2 separate regions of the Homo sapiens genome follow, and region 1 is linked to region 2. The links are chromatin contacts, found by Hi-C or POLR2A ChIA-PET in ENCODE. All regions are on one chromosome and are shown on one strand. The core of a region is the stretch at or near the end of the contact, and the rest is flanking DNA. Distances in the headings are between cores, read along the strand shown.

What was found. A loop is a pair of places that touch in the nucleus more often than their neighbours do. ChIA-PET counts read pairs that join two places held with the same protein, here RNA polymerase II (POLR2A). Pooled maps may share reads with other maps.
Region 1: a loop to region 2 is called in a pooled map, with 2.2 times the contacts of the local background. The contact joins two enhancer-like sites. A Hi-C loop is called at or near these places in 1 of 37 single-sample maps with no recorded cell type and 2 of 50 pooled maps. POLR2A ChIA-PET finds 5 or more read pairs at or near these places in 2 of 52 experiments (activated CD4-positive, alpha-beta T cell and endothelial cell of umbilical vein).

What each region holds. Positions count from the first base shown.
Region 1 is chr10:102,659,734-102,663,254 of GRCh38, forward strand. No RefSeq gene overlaps it. Among named protein-coding and RNA genes, the nearest start is that of TRIM8, 17 kb to the left of the region's middle. RefSeq lists a silencer at 1,535-1,594. Within about 2 kb of position 1,543, at least 25 of the 41 ENCODE cell types and tissues checked have a DNase peak (open chromatin) inside an H3K27ac peak, as active enhancers do.
Region 2 is chr10:102,801,678-102,805,237 of GRCh38, forward strand. The region is part of intron 2 of WBP1L (WW domain binding protein 1 like); the gene reads left to right. It also overlaps the pseudogene RNU6-1231P. Among named protein-coding and RNA genes, the nearest start is that of CYP17A1-AS1, 29 kb to the right of the region's middle. Within about 2 kb of position 1,559, at least 16 of the 41 ENCODE cell types and tissues checked have a DNase peak (open chromatin) inside an H3K27ac peak, as active enhancers do.

The DNA of each region.
Region 1 (3,521 bases), core at 293-2,792, 140 kb before region 2:
ATACAAAAATTAGCCGGCATGGTGGTGGGCGCCTGTAGTCCCAGCTACTCAGGAGGCTGAGGCAGGAGAATCGCTTGAACCTGGGAGGCAGAGGTTGCAGTGAGCCGAGATCGTGCCACTGCACTGCAGCCTGGGTGACAGAGCCAGACTCCATCTCAAAAAAAAAAAAAAAAAGTCCCATGCCAGTGGTCCAAGCCTCACTGACCCCTAGCCACCCCTCCCCTCAGAAAAATAAAGGCTTGCCGAGCACGTTGGCTCATGCCTGGAATCCCAGCAGTTTGAAGGTGGATGGATCACTTGAGTTCAGGAGTTCAAAACCAGCCTGGGCCACATGGTGAAACCCCATCTCTACTAAAACGAAAAATTAGCCAGGCGTGGTGCCACGGGCCTGTGGTCCTAGCTACTCTGGAGGCTGAAGTGGGAGGATTGCTTGATTGAGGCTGGGAGGTGGAGGTTGCAGTGAGCTGAGATCTTGCCACTGCACTCCAACCTGGGCAACAGAGCAAGATCCTGTCTCAAAGAAAAAAAAGAAAAATAAAGACTTTGGGGCTGGCCAGACCAAACCATAGCCTTGGTCTTGCTAACTGCCTCCGCCTTCCTGCCCTGAGGGAGTAGAGGATGACTCGGGTGGGGTGGTGGACCCTTGCTTCATTGTTCCCCTCCCCAGTGTGGCAGGGAGCCAGGAGCAGTATGACAACAGCTGGCCTACCCCTTCCCTCCCCGTGCACCTGTTTGGGGCTAAAGGGAGTGGGGAAATGACTGGAGCACAGTGCCCCTCCAGCCCAGGGTGCAGGATGCCTGGGGGCAGGTGCCGGTGGACAGTCACTTCACTCCACTCAAATCTGCTTCTGTCTCACTGTCCCTTTCTCCAGTTCTCAGGAGCCCTGAGACATCCCCCGTGCCAAGAGTTGGGAGCCAAGATAAAAAGCTGCCTAATTTCTTTCCCACTTGGCCTAGTTTTGTTTTGGCTGAGGGGAGAGGCCCTTTCCCCAGGTGCGTCAATCCACTGAGATGTGGAGGGGACATTCTGGTGGGAATGGGATGGGCTTGAGCCCCTCCATGTCCCAGCTTTGAAGCCCACTCCAGACAATGACACGCTCAGGCACACATCTATAGGTGAAGCAGCAGCTGCCCAGAGTTGGCTTGGGGGGGGTTCCCTAGGCAGCCAGGGAAGCAGGGAGACGCTAACCCACCCAGCTGTCCCCAGCCACCCAGCTGTCCCTGGCTTTGTAGGAGCAGCTGTCACCCAGCTCCCAAAAGGGTCGGGGCAGAGGAGGCCCAGAAAGAGCTGGGGCTGCCCCAGGGAACAGGCTTATTCAGAAGTCATCGGAGGGGCCTTCTCTGCCCTGAACTGGTGGCCCCTTGGAGGGCTGGCTGCAGCCACAGGTGCCCCAGTGCCCAGCCCTCCCCTCCTGCCTTCCCCCAAAGGCCATCACGCCTCCCCTTTCCGGGAAGGGTTGGGGATCTGACCACGTCTCCCTACCCCACAGACTGGGGCCGACAGCTCCTGTGGCCCAGATGTGCTGAGCCCGCAGCGAGGCCACCGCGAGGGAGTGGGTGGGGGTGGTTTCCTCTGCTGCCTGCCGGCCCCAGCTCTTTCATGTTGCCGCCCTCCCCATCCCAGCCCGGAGCCAAGCAGCTGGGCCGCTCCTGCCCCCTCCCTCGGCCTCGCTCCCAGCTGTCTTTGGGGTGGGGCAGGGCAGCTGGGGAACAGCTGCAAGGCAGGAGCCTGGGGGGTGATGGGTGCCCCCTGCAACTGCCGGAAACGGTCTTTGGGCCAAGAAGGGAGTCTGAAGGGTGGGGGTGGAGAGGGCGAGGCCTAGGGGATGATCGGCTCCACCCCTTCTCCCAGCGCATCTGGCCAGGAGACCCCAGCTCAAAGCCCCCTCCAGCTTCAAAGGGCACCCTGGGGTGGGAGGCAGGAGACGAGGGTGGATGCCCTGACCCACTGAGTCCGCACCCCAGGGCCCCTCTCTCCAAGCTGTGACCTCACCTCAGGGTTCTTAACAGGCCTTGCTAACACTCTCCCACTCAGATCCTGTCATTGTCACCATGGCCTTCCTAAGACACCCTCATCTTCTCCCATCCGAGGGTGGGGGAGAACCAATTCGATTCGCAACTTCAGGACCCAGGACCCATCTAGCCGCCTGGGGGATTCCCTACCCCACCTCTGCAGCCTGTAAATTCTGGGGGAGGAGGCCCTGGAGGGAGGATCAGAGGCATGTCCTTCCCCAACCTCCCACTCTGGCCTACTAAGAAATGGGAGCAGGGCTGACCCTATGAAAGTGTGGGAGGTGAAGGAGCTGGAGTCGTGATTCCTGGGTATCCCCAGACAGACATCACCACACTACAGCCCCTCTTCTAAGGTGATCCCAGCACTTTGGGAGGCTGAAGCAGGAGGATCCCTTGATGAGACCAGCATGGGCAGTATAAGGAGATCCTGTCTCTATAAAAAATTAAAATATTAGGCTGGGCGCGGTGGCTCATGCCTGTAATCCCAACACTTTGGGAGGCCAAGGCAAGCAGATCACTTGAGGTCAGGAGTTCGAGACCAGCCTGGCCAACATGGTGAAAGCCCAACTCTACTAAAAATAAAAAAAATTATCTGGGCCGGGCACGGTTGTTCACACCTGTAATCCCAGCACTTTGGGAGGCTGAGGCAGGCGGATTACGAGGTCAGGAGATGGAGACCATCTTGGCCAACATGGTGAAACCCTGTCTCTACTAAAATACAAAAACTTAGCTGGGCGTGAAGGCACATGCCTGTAATTCCAGCTACTTGGAAGGCTGAGGCAGGGGAATCGCTTGAAACTGGGAGGCGGAGGTTGCACTGAGCAGAGATCGTGCCACTGCATTCCAGCCTCGGGACAGAGCAAGACTTCCTCTCAAAAAAAAAAAATTATCTGGGTGTGGTGGTGGGCACCTGCAATCACAGCTACTGGGGAGCCTGAGGCAGGAGAATCGCTTGAACAGGGGAGGCGGAGGTTGCAGTGAGCCGAGATGGCGCCATTGCACTCCAACTGGGGTGACAGCGCGAGACTCCATATCAAAAAAAAAAAAAAAAAAAAAAGGCCGGCACGGTGGCTCACGCCTGTAATCCCAGCACTTTGGGAGGCTGAGGCGGGAGGATCATGAGGTCAGGAGATCGAGACTATCCTAGCTAACACAGTGAAACCCCGTCTCTACTAAAAATACAAATAATTAGCTGGGCGTGGTGGCCTGCACTTGTAGTCCTGGCTACTCGGGAGGCAGAGGCAGGAGAATGGTGTGAACCCAGGAGGCAGAGCTTGCAGTGAGCCGAGATCGTGTCACTGCACTCCAGCCTGGGCCACAGAGCAAGACTCTGTCTCAAAAACAAAACAAAACAAAACAAAAACCCACAAAAAATTAAAAATTTAACCTGACGTGCTGGCATGTGTGGTCTCAGCTACTCAGGAGGCTGAGGCAAGAGGATCACTTGAGTGCTGGAGGATCCCTTGAGCCTGGGAGGTCAAGGCTGCAGTGAGCTGTGATTGCACCAC
Region 2 (3,560 bases), core at 309-2,808:
GAGAATTTCACCCAGGCATCAGTTTCCCCTGGTTTGGGCTTTAGGAGGGAGAGGGGTATGTTTCTGGACAGTGGAATTTCCCTGAAGTGACACAAAACAGGCTATTAGCAAATCCTGTCAGTGCTGCCCAACTCGTTTTTCATTTTTTATTCTCTCTCTTTTTTTCTTTCTCTCTCTCTTTCCTTTCCCTCCCTCCCATCTCCCTCCTCCTCTCTCCCCTCCCTCTCCACTCTTCCTCTCCCCTCCCTCCCCACTTTTCCTCCCCCCTCCCTCCCACCCTTCCCTACCCTTCCCCCCACCCCCACCCTTCCCCCACCCTGCCACCCCTCCCCCACCTTCCCACCCTTCCCCCCACCCTCCCCTCCCCTTCCTCCACCCTCCCCTACCCTTCCCCCAGCCTTTCCCTTTCCCCCTTCCCCCTCCTCCTTCCACCTTCTCCTTCCTTCCTTCCTTCCTTCCTTCCTTCCTCTTTTTGTGTGTGTGAGACAAGGTTTCACTCTATCACCCAGGCTGGAGTGTAGTGGTATGATCTTTGGTCACTGCAGCCTTAACCTCCTGGACTCAAGGGATCCTCCTGCCTCAGCCACTTAAGTAGCTGGGACTATGAGTATGTGCCACCATGCCCATCTAATTTTTGTATTTTTTTGTAGAGATAAGGTTTCGCCATGTTGCCCAAGCTTCGTTTTTTACCTGCCGTTTTTTTTTGTTTTGTTTTTAGTTTGTCTTAAGATACCCATTGTTAGCAAGAGCTCAGTAAATAGGAGTTGATTGAATTTCCAGTGCCAAGAACAGAACCTAAAAGCAGACTTTGGACTTGTTCCTAACCTGTGTTTCTTTTTTCCTTTTCTTTCTTGAGACAGCGTCTCACTCCCTCGCCCAGGCTGAAGTGCAGTGGCATGATCTCGCTTCCCAGGTCCAAGCGATTCTCCCACCTCAGCCTCCCAAATAGCTGGAATTACAGGTGTGCGCCAGCATGCCCAGCTAATTTTTGTATTTTTAGTAGAGATGGGGTTTCACCATGTTGGCCAGGCTGGTCTCCAAATTCTGACCTCAAGTGATCCACCTGCCTCAGCCTCCCAAAGTGCTGGGATTACAGGCATGAGCCACCACACTGGGCCCTGTGTTTCTTTATGGAATACTTTTTGGGGGTTAAAAGGGAAATTGAAAGGAAATTTTAAAGGAAACCCTGCCCATCTATGGTTAAGCCTGTAACAACAACAATAAACACACTAAGAACTTACCATACATCAGGCATAGTTCTGCGTATACTACATATATTAACTCATTTAGTCCTCACAGTGACCAGATAAGTTAGAGACCTTTATTCTCCCCGTTTTACAGATGAGGGAAGTAAAACCAAAATGACCAAGGTCACAAAGCTAGAATATGTGTTTTTAAGCTGGGCTTTGAACCCAGGCCATCTGCCTTTTCTCTTCCACGTCTGCAGTCATGCTTGTAGGAAAGTTGGCTGGGCTTTCAGAAGAAGTTGCGAGTCTCTGACGTCTTCATTTCCCAAATTCAGGCCTTTTCCACTGTGGCAGTGGCAGGAGCTCTTGCTGAGAGCAAGGAAGGGCCAGGGGAGCCAGTCACCCACCGTCCTGCAGGATGGGAGGAGAGCTCACTTACAGTATGCTTGAGCCTCCTAATGGGGAATTTCCTGCCAGTTGAAGAGTGGTGTTTTCCCAAGTTTGTAGTGAACTCTTGGGGTTTGTAGTGTAGTCATGGGGCACATGACTCAGTTCCTACACTGGACTGTGATTGTTTTTAAAAACATGTTTTCCATTTTGCTTAGCATGACAAATGCACCCCACAGTGAACTCACAATTTTCAAAACTTGTCTTTGAGGAATGTAGTCTCTTGGTAGGTGTGTGTTTGTTGGGGAAAGGAGGGTCATATTTCTGTCTCTGGTGTGTCTTTTGTTGGGTTTTCCTTTTTTTTTTTTTTGGAGGCAGGGTCTTGCTCTGTCTGTTGCCCAGGCTGGAGTGCAGTGGCGCTATCTTGGCTCACTGCAAGCTCCGCCTCCCAGGTTCACGCCATTCTCCTGCCTCAGCCTCCCGAGTGGCTGGGACTATAGGTGCCTGCCACTACGCCCAGCTAATTTTTTGTATTTTTAGTGGAGACGAGGTTTCACTGTGTTAGCTAGGATGGTCTCCTCGTGATTCGCCCGCCTTGTCCTCCCAAAGTGCTGGGATTCTAGCCTTGAGCCACCGCGCCCAGCCAGGTTTTCCTTTTTTTTAAAGTTTTCTTCTTTGTGCTTACTTCAGCAGCACCTATACTAAAATTGGAATGATACTGAGATTAGTGTGGCCCCGGCCAAGGATAGCAGGCAAATTTGTGAAGCACTCCATAAAAAAAAGTAAAAAATGTAAAAATGAACTTTCTTCCTTGGTTTTGAAATCTAGCTAAAAGATTAAAATTTTTCCTAAGTTGGCCAGGTGTGGTGACTCACACCTGTAATCCCAGCACTTTGGGAGGCTGAGGTGGGTGGATCACTTGAGGTCAGGAGTTCGAGACCAGCCTGGCCAACATGGTGAAATGCCATCTCCACTAAAAATACAAAATTAGCTGGGTGTGGTGGTGCATGCCTGTAGTTCCAGCTACTTGGGAGGCTGAGGCAGGAGATTCGTTTGAACCCGAGAGGCGGAGGTTGCAGTGAGCCGAGATCACACCACTCCACTCCAGCCTGGGTGACAGAGCAAGACCCTGTCTCAAAAAAAAAAAAAAAAAAGCCCTTTTTTTTTTAAAAAAAAAATTATACTTCTGGTTCAGTGAATCTAGCCTTTTTCTGGATCAAGGATTCCTTTAAAAATCTGATGAACACTTTAAATTCTCTCCCCAAGAAAAACTTGTAATCACACTGCAGTAGTCAGGATAGGCTAAGTTGTGCCACAGGAACAAGCAAGTCCAAAATCCTAGTGACCTAAAAACAGCAGGTTTATTCCTCACTCACACTGTGTGTCCATCGAAGGTTGGATGAGAGTTTTGTTTCCACTTCACCATCCTCTGGGACCCAGACTGATGTGAAATCACCATCTGGGATGTTGCCAGTTGCCAAAACAGAAGGAAGACTAATGGAGGGTCTCATATTAGCAAGACACATTTTGGCCTCTAAGTGACATATATCACATCCAATCTCAATTCATTAGTTAGACTTAGTCCCAAAGCCTCACCCAGTCACAAGGGGGTCAGGAAGTTCAAGCCTACCCACATGCCTAGAAGGAGAAGAAGCAGAAATACTTGGCAAACATGAAAACCAATGCATGAGATTTTCTTTAAAACGGGGAAAACAAAACAAAACAAAACAAAACAAAAACAACCATGTTGGCCAGGTGTGGTGGCTCATACCTGTAATCCTAGCACTTTGGGAGCCAAGGTGGGAGGATTACTTGAAGCCAGGAGTTTGAGAGCAGCCTGGGCAACAAAGTGAGACCACCCCCCTATATCTACAAAAAATTTAAAAATTAGCCAGGTGTGGTGTGCACCTGTAGTCCTAGCTACTAGAGAGGCTAAAGTGGGCTCCTTGAGCCCAGGAGTTGGAGGCTGTAGTGAGTTCTGGTCTC